2 separate regions of the Mus musculus genome follow, and region 2 is linked to region 1. A link is a loop called in an ENCODE intact Hi-C map of the cell type or tissue named here. Cell type or tissue: left cerebral cortex. All regions are shown on one strand. Each heading gives the region's core, and the rest is flanking DNA. Links, peaks and the distances in the headings are about the cores only. Region 1 overlaps Usp39 (ubiquitin specific peptidase 39). Region 2 overlaps Immt (inner membrane protein, mitochondrial).

Evidence for each region. Hi-C counts contacts between places; a loop is a spot of excess contacts. Peaks named below come from ENCODE experiments on the same cell type or tissue, not always from the same donor. Only the 100,000 strongest peaks of a DNase experiment are listed, where the experiment ranks them.
Region 2: it touches region 1 in a loop (2.4-fold over the local background); 1 of 42 quality-filtered maps calls a loop at or near these places.

What each region holds. Positions count from the first base shown.
Region 1 is chr6:72,314,215-72,322,779 of GRCm38, reverse strand. It overlaps Usp39 (ubiquitin specific peptidase 39), which reads left to right. Exons shown (of 13, transcript NM_138592.4): 11 at 1,389-1,524; 12 at 2,954-3,040; 13 at 3,541-4,104. The coding sequence ends at 3,588. Sftpb (surfactant associated protein B) reads right to left here. Exons shown (of 12, transcript NM_147779.2): 12 at 8,407-8,565. Among named protein-coding and RNA genes, the nearest start is that of Sftpb, 14 kb to the right of the region's middle. In left cerebral cortex, for the core only: a CTCF peak has its summit at 3,569 (motif pointing right); DNase peaks (open chromatin) are centred at 3,582 and 4,112; H3K27ac peaks cover 369 bases.
Region 2 is chr6:71,864,263-71,872,827 of GRCm38, reverse strand. Immt (inner membrane protein, mitochondrial) reads right to left here. Exons shown (of 15, transcript NM_001253681.1): 11 at 6,088-6,102; 12 at 4,025-4,248; 13 at 1,270-1,401; 14 at 1-34. It also overlaps the pseudogene Gm17825. Among named protein-coding and RNA genes, the nearest start is that of Snord94, 14 kb to the left of the region's middle. In left cerebral cortex, for the core only: CTCF peaks have their summits at 3,836 (motif pointing left) and 7,272 (motif pointing left); no DNase peak of the experiment used is centred there.

The DNA.
Region 1 (8,565 bases), core at 309-8,308:
TACGGGTGGTTGTGAGCCACCATGTGGCTGCTGGGATTTGAACTCAGGACCTTTGGAAGAGTAGTCAGTGCTCTTACTTGCTAAGCCATCTGCCAGCCCCAACGACTTCTTTATTATAGGAATTACTACATTTTATTTATTTTGTTTATTGGTGTGCACTTAGACCTGCATGGGTGTTTGTGAGCCTTGGCACATATGTGGAAAACTGAGGATAACTTAGAGGATTCAGTTTTCTTCCTCCACTGTGTGGATCCCAGGGATCAAACTCAGGTCACCAGGCTTGCATGGTGAACACTTTACCAGTAGATTCATTTCTCTAATTGTTTTTAATTTTTTTTAAAAAAACCTTTATCGAGACAGGGTCCCTACATTGTTTTTTTTTGGATCTCGATATGTAGGCCAGGCTGACTTTGAACTCACAGAGGCATGTAATGGGAGTTTGTTTATTCAAGGCTTCTAGACTAGGAAAACAGCAGTGAGGAAAGTGGATCCAGAGAGTATGCATCACTTTATGTATGTGAGTGCCTTGGTCAGCATGTGTGTGTACACCACGTGTGTTGTGCTCTTGAAAAGCAGAAGATGGGCTGAGAGACCTTGCATAAAGAATAAGAAAGAGAAGCTGAGGTGTTGATCTCACCTCTCCAAGCATTCACATTCATCTGCGTGTCACACACACAGGAACAACACCACACATACAAAGGAACAGAAGGCAGCTGACTCTCTGGACCCATTCTTTCTTCAGTGCTGGTTTTCTAGTCTAGAAGCCTTGAATGAACTCCCATTTCATACCTGCTGCTTACGTGAGCTGTGTTGCTTGTAAGGACTTTACCTCTGACTTCACTGAAAGAATGAAAGCAGTAAGGTCCTGGACAAGTGAGAGGCTGATGGTTTGCCTAGTGTTCAGATTAGGTGGTCACAGTGATGGCATAGCATGGAGTCAATCTTCTGTAGGGCGCCTGAGGGCAAAGGACAGGTGCTGCCTGAATCCTGGAGCTGCAAGGTGGACTCCCAGGTAGGCCTGTGGTCAAGTCCCTGCTGCCTCAGCTCATTGCTCCCAAGGCAGGCAGAGGAGTCACATTCCTTGTGTAACCTGCTTAAATTCACAGCCATCATGTGACAGCCAAGATTTCCATTCAGGTCCAGGTGAGCAGAGAGCCTGCACTTTTGGCTCCTAGACTTGCTTCTAAAGGGAATTTTCCTGAGATAAGTAGTTGCTGTTGAAAAATGTAAATTCAACTCACTGGAACTTTTTTGGCACTGCAAACCCTCGAAGAGGTAGGACCCTAAAGTTAACAAGTCAATAGTTCTGTGGTTCATTTGTTCATTTGTATGGGGCATGTCTCTAACTTCACAGCCATGGTCTGACTTACTTTATTTTTTATCTCCAGAAATGTGGATCTGAGAGAATACTTATCTGAAGAAGTCCAAGCCGTCCACAAGAACACCACCTATGATCTCATCGCCAACATCGTGCATGATGGCAAGCCCTCTGAGGGCTCCTACAGGATCCACGTGCTTCATCATGTGAGTGCTGTGGCCCAGAGCTGCAGAATAGGTGCTGTTCCTGTGCTGACTTTGAGTTTGTTTGCCGGTGTTGGGGCCTTGCTTCAGAGACCTCTATATACTAGAGGCAATGGCTTTAGTTCTGTCTTACTGTTAGATGCTCCCTGAAGCTTTCTGAGGTCCTAAGTGCTGGCCCTGCCCCAGCACGGCCACAGTAGACATTGGTTTTCAACTGGAGTAGAGGCCAGGGATGTAGCCACAGGGTCTACAGTGCTGTTACACCCTTCCTTAAATCCAAGCTATTGATCCTAGTTAATTAGGAAACTGCCTTAGATTATGTGGATGTATAATGAAGTGTTAGGTGCTCTGAGGTTCTCCTGGGGATTCTCATACCCAGCCAGGGTTGAGAACTTGTGTTCTGAGTCAGAGCCCCACCAGCCAGAGTGGTACCATCTTAGGGCTCCTTACAATGGCAGAGTCCCAACCCCGTGGAACACTTCATTATTTAACAAGACCCTTTGATGTGTTTGAAATTTACATTTTGAAGCTTTGTCTTTTTATGGCATCGTTTGACTCTGTAGCCCAGGCTGGCTGAGAACTTGAGGCAGCTCCGCCCTCAGCTTTCTAGGTCCGAGGATCACAGGCATTACTACCATGCCTGGCTGAACTAAAAAAGTTTTTTTAAGAGTGTGCCTAAGCTGAAAACGAAAGCATACACAGGATATTTGTACAAACACAGGATTTAGTGTAGGTTGTTTTAACCTGGTTAATGTCTCTAGGACTAGTGGTTTACTGTCCTTAAAGCATAGCTCTCACACATGAGGAAGCCTAGGCCGTCCTATGCTACTGGCTTCAGTTAAGTCTTCAACTTAACTGAGTTTGTCTGATTTACCATTTTTTTTGACAGAAAAAAAGACATTAGAGATTAGAGGGCTTTCTCTTTTTCCTCTTGAGTGGCCACCTAAATTCATTTCCAGAAGGGTAGAAATGGGTTTGGGGATTTAGCTCAAGTGATGGGGTATCCAGTGTGCACAACACCTTAAGCTTGATTCCAGACACCACATAAACTGGGTGTGGTGACATACACTCTAATGTGCCTGTACTCCAGAGGTAGAAGCAGAGAATCAGAAGTTCAAGGCCGTCCCTCCTTGGCTAAAGAGAAAATCTGATGCTAGACTGGTTATGTGAGGGCACCCTTATATACAAACACAGAGAAAGGACAGAAAGGAAAGCAGAATGTTTGGGACTTCGTTGTACTTCAAAGGCTCCTCCACAGGAATTGAGGTTGCCTGAACTGTTTGTTGAATCAGGTCTAGCCAAGGTTATGAACCATCCTCATGGCTCTTGCTGATGTTTAGTGGCCATTCTGATGTGTCTGTCTCTTGGCTGTGACCATTTTTAACCTCTGATTTTGGAGAGCCATTAACCCAGCTCTTTGTGCTTTGTGCAGGGGACTGGCAAGTGGTATGAATTACAAGACCTCCAGGTGACAGACATTCTGCCCCAGATGATCACACTGTCTGAGGCGTACATTCAGGTGGGTGTGGGCCAACGCAGGAAGTGGAGCTGCTGTAGCCTTGCTTGCAGGGCCCGGTGCTTTGAGTGTAAGGGGATCAGATTGTGTGGCTCCAGAAGCCAGTCAGACTTTCAGAAAGGAAAAGTATGGAAGCCTATCAGTCAGCAAGGAAGCAAAGAAGTGTGTGTGTGACTTGTGAGTTAGCAGAGATCTGTGGCTCTAGTTCTAGGAGATCCAAAGCTGTCTTCTGACCTGTGTGCATTACCAGGCATGCCCATGGTGGGCACATACATACATGCAGGTGAACACGCATACACATTGAATAATAAATAAATCTGAAAAAGGATGGAAGAAAAGTCACGGGTGAGTGGGAAATGAAAATGGAACGAAAGGCGCTGTTGTGGATGGTGCGGATTGTTTTTGAGACTGGCGTGTGTATCGGTGTCGTGCTGTCTGTTTGCTGCACAGAATAGTTACTTGAGGGCTAACTCACTGAAGAGATCACTTTCTATTTCTGACAGATTTGGAAGAGGCGGGACAATGATGAAACCAACCAGCAGGGGGCTTGAACGCCTTGTTGGGTTTTTATTCCCAAGGGCTGTGGCTGAAGATGGTAAATAAAAATACTGAAGCTGTCGCTGAACACAGACTGACTGAAAGATTCCTGCCCCAGTCCAGTTTTTATGGATTCTGGCTGCATCACCATGAAGGAGCCTGTCTGCCCTGATGTTCTGCGCTGTCTCCGGCAGCACGTTGTGGTCGACACTCTTCCCTTTCAGCATCAGCAGGCAGAACTCTTACAGATGGATGCCTTATTTGAATTGCTGCAAGTATCAAAGAACAGACAGTTCGGTAGAAACGTCAGGTCTGGAGACCCTAGGAGTAAACGTGAAGTCAGCAGCAGCCTTCTGTCATAGGTAGTGGCTTTCCTGTAGCTCCCTTCATCTCCTGTGGGACGTGTGCGATGGATTAAATATCCTCCTGTTTTTAAACCAGGCTGTTGTTTCATATACCCCATTGAGGCTTGTTAAGGGTTTTGTTTTCCTTCTTAACTTTATATTATATACTCCTGTCTGTAGTCTGTCAGCTTGTGGGTGGGCACTATCCTTGTCTCTTCCTGTCAGCTTGTGGGTGGTATGTCGTTAGGGGTGTATTTGTCTCTAAGTCACAAAATATCTGGCTAAAATGATAGGTTTTCGTGCCTACCTAGAAGGCTGACAGTGGGTGATTTGGGACTGAGGTTCCCCCCCCCCCCCCCCCGCACCCCCAGGCAGAGAAGTGGAATCATTGTAGCTTGAGCAGGTCTCTGCCAGGCTGATGGGAAGCCCGAGGCAGGGGCTGACTGGCAGAAATGGCTTCTGTCAAGCTCAGTCACTGAAGGGTTGGAGGCCTTGGGCCTGAGATGTGGGCAAGCTGGCACACCAGTGGGCAGCAGGCAGCTCATTACAGCAGCTCTCTTGGAATTGGTTTGTTTCTTTGTTTCTTTCTTTCTTTTTTTTTTTTTTTTTCTTTTCTCTTTTTTAAATTTTAGAGACAGGGTATTGCTATGTCCCTATCTGGCCTCTAGCTTCGCATCCTCCTGTCTCTAACTGTGTAAGAGTGCTGGGATTACAGGCCACCATTCCCCCTTTGGTTGGGTTCATCTGGCCAGGGACTGCTCAGCAGGTAAAGAAGGCACATGCCACAAAACCTGATGACTGGAGTTCAGTCTCTGGTTCCACATGGTAGAAAGAGAGGGCGGACTTGTGCAGATTCTCTGAGCACCGCATGTGCACTGTGGCACACTCAGGTCCCCCCTCCCACACTAAATAAAAGTAATTGAGAACATTTTAAAACATGTGATTAGCAGTGATGGCAAAGGCCTGCAAGTATGGACTTGGGAAGGTTGGGGCTGGTAGTGCAGCTCAGTGGACAGCACTTGCCTGTCAGTACCAGACCATGTGCTCTGTCCTAAGCACTGGGAAAAAGGATTAAAAGTAAAAGCTGGGAGCTGATGAGATAGCTCAGCTGGTAAAGTGCCCATCTTACAGAATCCAGTCCCCCAAACTCACGAACAAACGAAAGAGAAAAGCCAGCATGGAATGCCTGCTTGTAATAAAGCGACAGGAAAACAGGCAGCTCCCCAGGGCTTGCTGGGCTAGTGAGGGCCGCTGTCTCAAAGGCAATGTGAACAGTGCATGAGGAGTGAGGGCTGAGGGTCTCCTCTGGCTTCCACATGCACAAATACCCATAACCATGCTCACTACCCACACAAGTGCACACAGACATGCACATACACATAGTAAACACATTGGAGTACACACACAAAGCTGGATGTCATGGCACATGTGTGTAATCTTGGCATTTGGGAGGCAGAGGCAAGGGGACCATGAGTACACCCAGTTTCAAAAACCAAAAATGCTGTGTTACTGGGCTGTTTGGGGCCTTTGGTGCTGGGGACTTGAACCCAGGGACTTGTGTTAGGCAAGTGCTCTGCATTTATACATACCTGGTCCTGGAAAAGTAGAAAGGAGCAATACAGATTACAGAGCAACTTGGGTAAGATCCGTGTTCATCCTCCTACCCAGTCAATGTGCCGTGTGTTTTTACATAGATGTACATAAATGGCTTTTTTTTTTTTTTTTTTTTTTAAAGATTTATTTATTATTATATGTAAGTACATTGTAGCTGTCTTCAGACACACCAGAAGAGGGAGGCAGATCTTGTTACGGATGGTTGTGAGCCACCATGTGGTTGCTGGGATTTGAACTCTGGACCTTCAGAAGAGCAGTCGGGTGCTCTTACCCACTGAGCCATCTCACCAGCCCCATAAATGGCTTTGAATAGTATATAATAAAATAATAAATATAATGAGACTTTGTGTTCAGGCTGGAGAGATGGCTCAGTGGTTTAAAGCAGCTTAATGGCTAAGCAGTTAATAGCTGTTTTTCCAGAGGACCTAGGTTCAAATCCTATCACCTACTTGGTAGCTCACAACCATCTATAACTCCAGGCTAAAGGCTCTGATGACCTTTTCTGGCCTTTGTAGGCAACAGACACGTGGTGCACAGACATACAGAAAAAAAGTCCATACAAATAATTAAAATGGTTTTTAAAATGGCTTGTGATGGCAGTTTAAAATTTAGTCATTCATCATGGGACATAGATAAAATTGCATTTCTCAGTGAGTGAGTTTTGGCTCCAAATAATACTGTTTTCATCTGAAAGTAACTCACGGTCTTTCTCCATAGCCCTGGCTGGCCTGAAACTCACTCTGTAGACTAGGCAGGCCTTGAACTCCTGGAGATCTGCCTGTCTTTGGCTCATTTACCCTCTTTCCTTCACTTACCTGAGTGTTGTAATGAAATCAAGGACTTTTGAGACAATAATCTGTACACTTACAAAATATCTATTGTAAAGTTCAAGTCTACAGACCAGGGATTTACATCTCAGCCACTGCTGTCTCAGAGCAGGCTGAGCAGAAAGCTTGCCCTGGTGCTTAGGTGCTGTGGGTGGAGCCAGACAGAGCCTGCAGGGGCAGAGAAAGCACTGAGCTCACTGTCTGAACATGCAAGGAGTTCCGGTGCCCTCTTCAGACTGAGGAGAGTGTGTGGAGTGGGTCTGTGTCTGTTTGTAGTTCCTAGATTTTCTATAACAAATGAAGTTTTTTATAATTAGAAATATGATAGAAGTGTTTTAGCTATACATATAAAGGGACATGTTTAGCATTTAGATCTTTAATACTAAAGATGGATTTATTTGCCTTTGTGTGCTGGGAGTGGTGGCACACGCCTTTAATCCCAGCACTTGAGAGGCAGAGGCAGGTGGATTTCTGAGTTCAAGGCCAGCCTGGTCTACAGAGTGAGTTCCAGGACAGCCAGAGCTACAGAGAAACCCTGTCTCGGAAAAAAACAAACAAAAACGAAAACCATGCGGATGTTTGGAGTCAGACTCAGGTCCTCAGCAAGGTAAAAGTGCTCCAAGCTGCTGAGCCATCTCTCCAGCCCCTCGTTTGCTTATTTTATATTTTGGTACCTTGAGCTTAAGAAGTAAGCTTGTAGGGAAAGAGTAGGCAGCAGGAGGGAGACCATGCTGGAAGCCGAGATTAGGGAGTAGATGTGGATTTGTGCTCTGTAAGGCAGAGAGAGGTGGCCCAGGCCTGCTGACATCAGGCTGCATGAGACTGTGACTCCTGCCACCCCTTAAAAGATAGTGTGTTCTTACTCTGCACAAGGGAACAGGACTTTATTAGCTGTGACTCAGGCATTGTGTAACATGGGAACTGGTCCTCAGAATGCACAGTCCTAGATGATCTTAGATCATCATGGCAGGCATGGATTCAGCCTCAGGATTGTAAGCTTACATGCAGACAAGAGAATCTGTCCCCTCTCTGTGCTCACTTGTTTTCAGTGCTGGGATAAAACCCAGGGTCCAGAGCATGTTAGACTAGCACTCTATCACTGAGCTGTCTATCCCCTCAGCTCTAGAAACTGTTTATCTTAGCAGCAGAACATCTTCAATACGGAACCATAATGACCAGAGTGTGTGGTGCTCAGCCTCACCCAGGTCAGGGATTTCCTGACTTAAGAGAAATTGATTGTTATCATTAATTGTAAGCATATACCAGGAGGGGGTCACATGTGCCATGGTGTAAGTGTGGGAGGTCAGAGGATTACGTGGGAGTCAACTCTCCCACAACCCTAGGTTCCAGGGATCAAATTCAGAGTATCCGGCTTGTGCAGTTCTTTACCTGCTGAGCCATGTCACTGGCCTGGTTTCCTGATTTTTATATTAAATGTGTGTGTGTGTGTGTGTGTGTGTGTGTGTGTGTGTGTGTGTGTGTGTGTTTATATGTGATAGCAAATGTGGAGGTCAAAGGACAAGCAGAAGTTGGTTCCCTCCCACCATGTGGGTCCTGGGGATCAGACTTGGGTCATCAGCCTTGGTGGCATGACCTTTACTTACTGAAGCATCTCACAAGTCCTTCCTGATTTTAAAATTCTCTTTTGAAAACGTACAAGCTGAAGATTTCATATCTCCTTTCCCTCTCTCCCTCCCTGCCTTCATCCTTCCTTCCCTTTTCTTAACTTTTTCCTTCTTCCTTTCTTTTCTGTCTCTTTTCTTTCTTTGATCCTTTCCTTTCTGTCTTTTCCTTCCTTTCCTGTCTTGTCTTTCTTTTCCTCTCTTCATCCCTCCCTTTTCTTTTTTCTCTTTTTCACTGTATCCCCGACCAGCTGCCAACACTCACAGTCCTTTGCTGTGCTCTCCCAAGATCTGAGATTGTAGGCAAGAGCTACCACACTACCTTTAAACAGTGTTTCTTGTTAGTACTGGGGATCCAACCCAGGTTTCCTGCTTGCTAGGAAAGTGCCCTGTCACTGCGCCTCGCCCACAGCCCTTAGAATAATGCTCCATGTTCCCATTCTTTATTCTTCTCAAGTTTGGATTTCATAGAAATGTTAGCAAGGGGTTGGTGTGGCTATACCCAGCTTCTACCCGATGTCTTCTTGGAGCCACAACAGTTCTTCTCAGTCCCTGTGGGCTGTGGGAGCTATGGGAGCTGGCTT
Region 2 (8,565 bases), core at 159-8,158, 450 kb after region 1:
CTAATTCTTGCTCAGACAGTTTCTCAGACAGGCCCTGAAATAAAACAGACAGTGTACAGAAATCTAATGTTACCACCATGCTTGCCACCTAACTACATGCTAGTCTTCCAGAAACTACTAACTTTGAAGTAAAAAAGGAACCTTTAATATCTCAAATTATAACCAGGTGTGGTGACACGCCTTTAATTCTAGCACTCAGGAGGCAGAGGCAAGAGAGTTCCAAGCCAGTCTGGTCTACAGCAAGTTCCAGGCCAGCCAGGACTACACAGGAAGAACCAATCTAAAACAAATAAAAACTTCAGAAGAGCTGCTTGTAAGGGGCTGGAGAGATGGCTCTGTGGTGAAGAACACTTGTTCTTGCAGAGGACCCAGACCCAGGTTCAATTCCCAGCAGTCTTGATGCAGCTTAAAATCATCCTAACTCCCGCTCCAGGGGATCCAATGCCCTTTTCTGCCCTCCTCCAGCACCAAGCACTAATGTAATTCACTGCCATACATGGAAGCAAAATACTCATATACGTAAAATAAATGTTAAACCAAAACAGCTGCAATGTTGTATATAAGGTTTCAAACTTTTATCAACTCATATTGGTTTTTCAAGTCAGAGCTTCACTGTATAGGCCTGGCTGTCTTGGAACTTACGCTATAGACTGGGATGACCGTAAACTCAGAGATCCATCTGTCTCTGCCTCTCAAATACTGAAATTAAAGGCGTGTATCACCATGCCTGGCTCTGACTCATGTTCCATAAGTTTCTGAATTTTCTGATACAACATAGAAAAGCTTTTAATTAAGCATTTAGACTGCAATCTTTAAAAAGAAATTTGGGGTGGCTAAAGGTGGCTCAGTAGGTAAGAGCATTTCCTAGAGCACTCACAAAGTGACTCCAGTTCTAGGGGATCTGCCTCTTCTAGCCTCTGTAGGCACTAGGTAAGCACAGAGTATACACCCATATATGCAGTAAGCATTTATATAGAGAAAATAAAAAATCTTTTAAAAATGAGACATTTTTGTATTGCAACCCACACATATTTTCAGATCTACATACCTGACCATGAACACAGCATGGCTGATGTAAAACGAACTGGTTCTGTAATTTATAACTAACAAAAAGCCTATTTCACCCAAGCTAGGTACCACTTTATTCTTATCTTCAGAGTGCACAGGAAGGAGAAAGGCTAAGGAAGGATGTGGTGCAGCTGTACAGGACAGGCAACATGTGTGAGGCCCCGGGGAGGAAGGAGCGGAAGCCCGAGCACAGGTCCTCACCTGTTCAAATTCATACTTCAGTTCCTGTTCCTGCACCTTGAGGACATCTCGTAAATGATCAGTGTGGGCAGCTGCCTGCCGTCGAAGTTGGGTCCGCATTTCATTCTCCATGGCATCTCTGACTTCTTCTACCTGTGAAACCAAGCGCAGCAATGGGCAGCTCTCAAACGTCCATATGCACGTTTAGGGAACGGGAGAGACTAGTCAGGAAGCTAACAGTAGCAGCAGCTCAACTCCACTGATGTGCCAGGCATGTCTATACGATTATCTCATGCTTTCCAAGAGCCACAAAGCCAAACACCCAAAAGCAACTGAAACAAGGTCACATAGCTACACAGAAATCCTACTTCAAACATGGGTCTCTCTGGCCTCCAAACTTGTGCTTCCTTCCATCATGCTGCCATGTGGCCCCCAACACAGAAACAAACACCATTATTTGCTGAATCACACATAACACAGGAAGTAACTTATTCCAAAATGTAGAGCAAAGAAACCTAGCTAGTTCTAAGCTGGGTGCAAACCCTGTTTAACCATAACTGCTCATGTTCATGTTCCCACCTTTTTGCATGGTGACAGTGCCAACTTAAGAGAAATCAATGTGAAAATTAGTACCCAAAAGGTACACTTGAACACATTTCTTTGAAACCAGCAGCTTATTTTCACATGAGTTTAAGTTTAACATGGGCCAGTCAAAACAAGTTAGGAAATGCTCCGTCCTGCTTCACTCAGCAATTAACCACGGGTATACTAGACATCAACATAAACTACCTTGAACACAAACTCATCTTTTCTCAGATTTAGAACAATGAGTCCATTTAAGACCAGCCCCGTGCTGGACAGAACCTACTATCTTCTTGGATACATGACTGCTCAGACAATGCACACACAGATCCTTGAAGCAGGAACACTTGTTTCCAAGAGTGAATGTGAGCAGGATGCCCACCCTAAATACCTAACTCCCACTTTCACTGAAAACAGCAATATAGCAGAAACTGACCCATACATGCTGCTTAAAACTGAAAGAGGGGTGTTGCTGAGACAGTGATGTCCAAGTGTAGAACTAAGGTTTAAGGAGAAGAGCCAGGTTGGAAGCACACAGCACAAACATCCCAGTGAAAAATACAAAAAGACACTGCACAGAGAAGAAAAACAAAAACAAAAGCTAAACAAGATTCAATAAATAAATAAACGACAAACTTACAGAAGGCAAGTATAACATTAAGAGTCTTTGGGCGTTGTTTAAGAATCTGGACTAATGCTCTTATACTGAAAACCCAGAACTCAGGATAAGGTAGCACTATAACCGTTTGTTCCTATCAGTCACAGCTAAGTAACAAGGTGCCATTTTTAAATAAACAAAAGTCGAGGAGACTGCTGGGAGTTCTAAGCCAGCCTGGTTACACAGCAAGAACCTGAGAAACTATTGGATTAAGATAGGCAAAAAAAAGAAAAGAAAAAAAAAAAAACAGGAATTAACTGTGGATGCAGACTGAATGTAAGAGTCTCTGATAAAAAAAATAGCCACCAAAAGCTCTCTCCATCAGCCAAGCAAGATGCCCAAAGGAAAGAAGACCAAGGGGAAGAAGGTGGCCTCAGCTCTTACTGGCAAGAAACAGGAGGCCAAAAAGGGGGTCAATCCTTTGTTTGAGGAAAGGCCCAAGAACTTCGGCATTGGGCAGGACATCCAGCCCCAAAGAGATCTAACACACTTCATCAAATGGCCCCACTTCATCAGGCTGCAGCAGCAAAGAGCCATCCTCTATAAGCGGTCCAAAGTACCTCCTGCCATTAACCAGTTCACCCAGGCCCTGGACAGGCAGACAGCTACTCAGCTGCTTAAGCTTGCCCACAAGTAGAGGTCAGAGACAAAGCAAGAGAAGAAGCAAAGGCCTGTGCTGAGAAGAAAGCTGCTGGCAAAAGGGGATGTCCCGACTAAGAGACCACCTGTCCTCAAGAGCAGGAGTCAACCCAGTCACCACCTTGGTGGAGAATAAGAAGGCTCAGCTGGTGGTGATTGCCCATGACGTAGACCCCAATGAGCTGGTGGTTTTCCTGCCTGCCCTGTGTCGAAAGATGGGGGCGCCCTACTGCATCATCAAGGGAAAGGCCAGGCTGGGGTGCCTGGTCCACAGGAAGACATGCACCACTGTTGCCTTTACACAGGTTAACTCGGAAGACAAGGGTGCTCTGGCTAAGCTGGTGGAAGCTATTAGGACCAATTTTAATGACAGATATGATGAGATCCATCGCCACTGGGGAGGCAACGTCCTGGGTCCTAAGTCTGAGGCTCGCTTTGCCAAGCTGGAAAAGGCAAAAGGCTAAAGAACTCACCACTAAATTTGGTTAAATGCACACTAAGTTTTCTGTATATAAATATAATTACAAAATTATCAAAACCAAAAACATAGCCACGCCAATAGACAAACAAACAAACAAATGGTGAACAGAGGTATCTCTTTTCCTTTGAATAATCACACCTTCAATTGCCAGAGGTCCTGAGTTCAATACCCAGCAACCAATTGGTAGTTTATGACCTTCTATAATGAGATCTGGTGCCCTCTTCTGGTCTCAGGCATACATGCAGGCAGAACACTGACATAATAAATAAATAAATAAATCTTTAAAAAAGAAAAAAAAAAAACCCTAAAACACCACTCTAATGATAGCTTGGCACAAATTATATTTACCACTAGCAGGCAGTGACAGAACAAACAAGGTTAACTTCAAATGTCAGGTCATTCTCTTCCTCCACTACCTTTCTGTCCTGCTCAGCCTGAATTTCACTTCTGTGGTGCTCCAATGCTTTTGCCACTGCAGAGTCAAAGGTCCGCTTTTCTTCTAGCTTGTGCTTTTCCAAGGCTAGCTCAATGTGCTGCTTCTCTGTGGCTTTCTGTTGTGCTAGCTCTCTGTTGAGCTGATCAATGCGACGATGGGCATGAGCAATGAGTGAGTTCAGGTCATCAGTAGAGAGTTTGCCAGCTAAACAGGTAACATCAAAGTGTTAGTGCTGTCACTGAAAATATACTGCAGAAAGAAGCTAACACAAAATTCAAATCCTCCAGTCAAAGTAGCAATTAAAAACTACTATCCAGCAACTAAAGCACTATCAATTCTAAGCAAAATAATGGGTGAGTCTATAATAAAATGATAATAATAATAATAATAATAATAATAAGTGTGAGGCAGCATACACTGCTCTTTCTAAGAACTCCAAATCAGTGTAATCTGAACTCATCATGTCCTGGCTTTCTAATTTACTAACTTTACTTCTAAAAAGACAGCTTGTAGACACAATCACTACTATATGCCATTTTATGTAGAACTATGATTAGCCCTAACAAATATTCAGAAGGAAACCAACTCCCACAAATTCTCCTGTGAGCCACAAGTACACTGACAGACACACTCCCTACCCCTCCCCCCCAAAACAAGCACACACACACACACACACATACAGACACACACAAGTATTTTTATTTTCTGTATATGGGTGTTTTGCCTGTATATCTGTCTGTGCATCATATGTGTGTCTACTGTTGTAAATGGCCAGAGAAGAGGCACCAGATCCCTTGAAACTGGAGTTACAGATGGTTGTAAGCCTCCGAGTGAGTGCTGAGAAATGAGCCAGCTGTCCTCTGGATAGCTCTTAACCACTGAGCTATCTCTCCATCTGTTTGTTCCTTTCCTTGAATGCACACTACCTAGAATAGTAATCTGTGATCAATGATACCCAATGGGATCACTCATGCTCCTTTTTAATACTCATGCCCAAACACTCAGTTATGCACACATACACTCACTCATTGCGATTTGTTGGTTTGTTTGTTTTAGAAGGGGAAGTAATTTCACACTCCACAGTATTCCAACATTTACTAGAGATTAAGAATGAAGGAAGGGGGCTGGAGAGGTGGCTCAGCAATTACAAGCACTGACTTTTCTTCTGAAGGTCCTGAGTTCAAATCCCAGCAACCACATGGTGGCTCTGTAATGAGATCCATCTGTAATGAGATCGGATGCCCTCTTCTGGTGTGCCTGAAAACAGCTACAGTGTACTTACATTAACTAAATAAATAAATAAATAAATAAATCTTTTTAAAAAAATGAAGGAAGGTTCCTGCCATAAAATACAAATATGGGCAATTCTGTATGATAAATGATCAATTCATCAAAAAACAAGTGAAAAGCAAAATATATAAGCAAGCAAACACTGAGACTCATTGAGTAATTTCAATGTGTGGGACATCTCTGAATCCTGGTTTGAATTAAAACCGTAATTAAAAATACTATAAGTAAAAAGTCTTAAGCACTGTATATTTAACAGCATTAGAGAATTATGAAACCTTAAGCATAATAATAGTATTCCGATTGTCTTTCTAAAAAAACACTCAAAATATTTAAAAGGAAAAAGATATATTTGGAGTCTGCTTTGACATGAAAGCTATGAACAGATGAGACAAAACTGGGCATTGTTTTGATAACTGATAAAGTTGGGTAAAATATCCATGGGAGTTATTTGTATTTTTTTTTTTTTTTTGCTTTTTAATGTTTGAAGCTCTTTGAAATAACAAGTAAAACAAAGACCTTATTGTATATAAACAGACACATACCTCACATTTAAAGCCTTACACTTAACACAATTATTCTTGATTATCTATGGATGACAATTGAGAATTATGACACATTCAGGTTCTACTTGCTATAGTTTAGATGGGTAGCACACGCGCACCCATGCACACATGCACACACACCAGAAAGAGTTCACTATTTCAACACCCCCCAAAAAATGCCATTAAACATAGAATATACATAATTACTCACCTAGGTCAGAAATACCTACAAAGAAAGAGAAGAATAGTGTGAAAAAGGAAAGCACGCACTTTGGTTAGCCATCATTAAATAGCAACATCCAGAAAGACCAAGAAAAGAGGTTTCTAGAAAGCAAAATGTTTAGTTCCTATATTTACAGAGTCAGAGACAGCAGTTCTTTTTCTTTTTCTTTTTTTATTTTGGTTTTTCGAGACAGGGTTTCTCTGTGTAGCCCTGGCTATCCTGGAACTCACTTTGTAGACCAGGCTGGCCTCGAACTCAGAAATCCGCCTGCCTCTGCCTCCCGAGTGCTGGGATTAAAGGCGTGCACCACCAGGCTCAGCTAGAGACAGCATTTCTAAGGGAAGTTAAATATTCCAAGAGGAGAATCACCAACAACAAGGACTGCTCTAGTTAGAAGGGGTCTGTCACTGTCTCATCTGCACATCAACTAAAAACTTTACTAGGAGACACAATTCTTTGATTACTGTCAACTGAACTAATTTACAGAATATTTCTCCATCCTAGTACTAGTTTCCAGTGGCAGGCTACTTCCAACTGTCAAATACTTCTAGAATTAACATTTTTCTTTAGAGGCAATTTTGGAACAAAGTCTTTTCAGATTCTGTTACCTTTCTGTTATTTTTTCTCCTGAAAGCTGGGAGTGTATCACAGTAAGCTTCTTAAATAAGCACTACAGTGAACTTAATATTAAATTTACATTTAACCTGTGTAAAATTAAATCAAAAACTCTGACTGTTGAAGTTTAAATGATATTCCTTATCATGATTACAAACCCCAACGAACCCGTGACAAGAGAGTAGACAGCTGCCAACCTCAGTGACTTGCCTCTGTTTTCCCCCCTGGCAATTCTGGAGGTAGAACATAAGCTATGTCTCCAATCAAATTTTACTTTTTAATTCTGAAACAGATCTACACTGTAGCCCAGAAATTTGCAATCCTCTTGCCTCAGCATCCTCAAACACATGGGTGTATAGGCCTGTACAGGCAGATCTGTCTTTAGTATGAAGCTTGTTAAGAACCTCTTGGTTTAGGGAGCTAGAGAGATGGCTCAGCGGTTAAGAGCACCGACTGTTCTTCTGAAGGTCCTGAGTTCAAATCCCAGCAACCAAATGGTGGCTCACAACCATCCGTAACGGGATCTGGCGCCCTCTTCTGGAGTGTCTGAAGACATCTACAGTGTACTTACATATAATAAATAAATCTTTAAAAAAGAAAAAAGGACCTCTTGGGTTAAATTCAAGGAATTTTTCATTAAAAGAATCTGCTTCTATGTCAAAGGAAAAACAAAGTTGAGACAATGTAAAAGATCATTAACAGGGCACATAAACATAATAGTATGTGCTATAGTACATAAGCAACAAAGGAGACATGCTTTGGGTTATCAGTCCACAGCACTTTTCAAAAATACTGTTTACTTTTATGTATAATATATGTGTGCCTGCACAAGTTTATAAGCACTATGTGCATGCAAGAGCCTGTAGGAGCCAGAAGAGGGCACTAGATCCCCTGAAACTGGAGTTGCTCACAACAGCTACTCTGTGAGTACTAGGAACCAAACCTTGGTCCTCAGAAAGACAGTAAGTATTCTTAAGTACTGAACTATCTCTCTAGACCCCAAGCTCACTTTTATACTTGATATAAAGATATATCCTTAAATAACTGTTTAGTTTATAGGTTCTTAAACTTCACAATAGCACCAACCTATTCTGTATTTTTAAATAATTTTTAAAAAAGGATTACATATATTTATTTATTTGGATTGGGTATACCATGGCAACTGTGTGGAGGTCAGAGAACAATTTTTGAGAATCTGTTCTCTCCTTCCTCCATGTGGGTCCTGAGGATAGAACACAGGTCACCAGTTTTGGCAGCAGGTATCCATACCACCAAGTCTTCTCTTTGGAGAGAGACAATACCAGGTCACTTGCACTGATACACATAAGGCACATTTGACTATTTCAAAGTTTATTTTCTTTTTTGTTTGTTGGTGCTGGGGACTGAACTCAGGGCTTGTACATACTAGCCAAGTGCTCGACAATGAGCAAGACCCTCTAGCCTAATCCTCTTGCCACTTTTCTCCCTTTTTTTTTTTTTTTTTTTGAGTCAAGGTCTTACTACATAGCTGTCCTGGAGCTTGATTGAGATATAGACCAAGCTGGCTTCAAGCTCACAGAGATCCACACCTCTTCTGCCTCACAAATGGTAGGATTAAAGGCATGTGCTACTAGACCAGGCTCTTTTTACCTTTTTTTAATGCTGAGGCTCCAACTCAGGGCCTCTTGCATGCTAGATACTCTTTGAGCACTAAATTACGCCTCTACGCTCAAATTCTGTGCTCTTACTACAATAATGCCTTAATGTACATTGGGAGTTTCCTTAAGCAAATACACAGGAGCTGAAATGCTGGGTTAGGAGGATACACATCTCCAAACCAATTGCTAAACAAGTGGCCCCTGGTATCTTCCT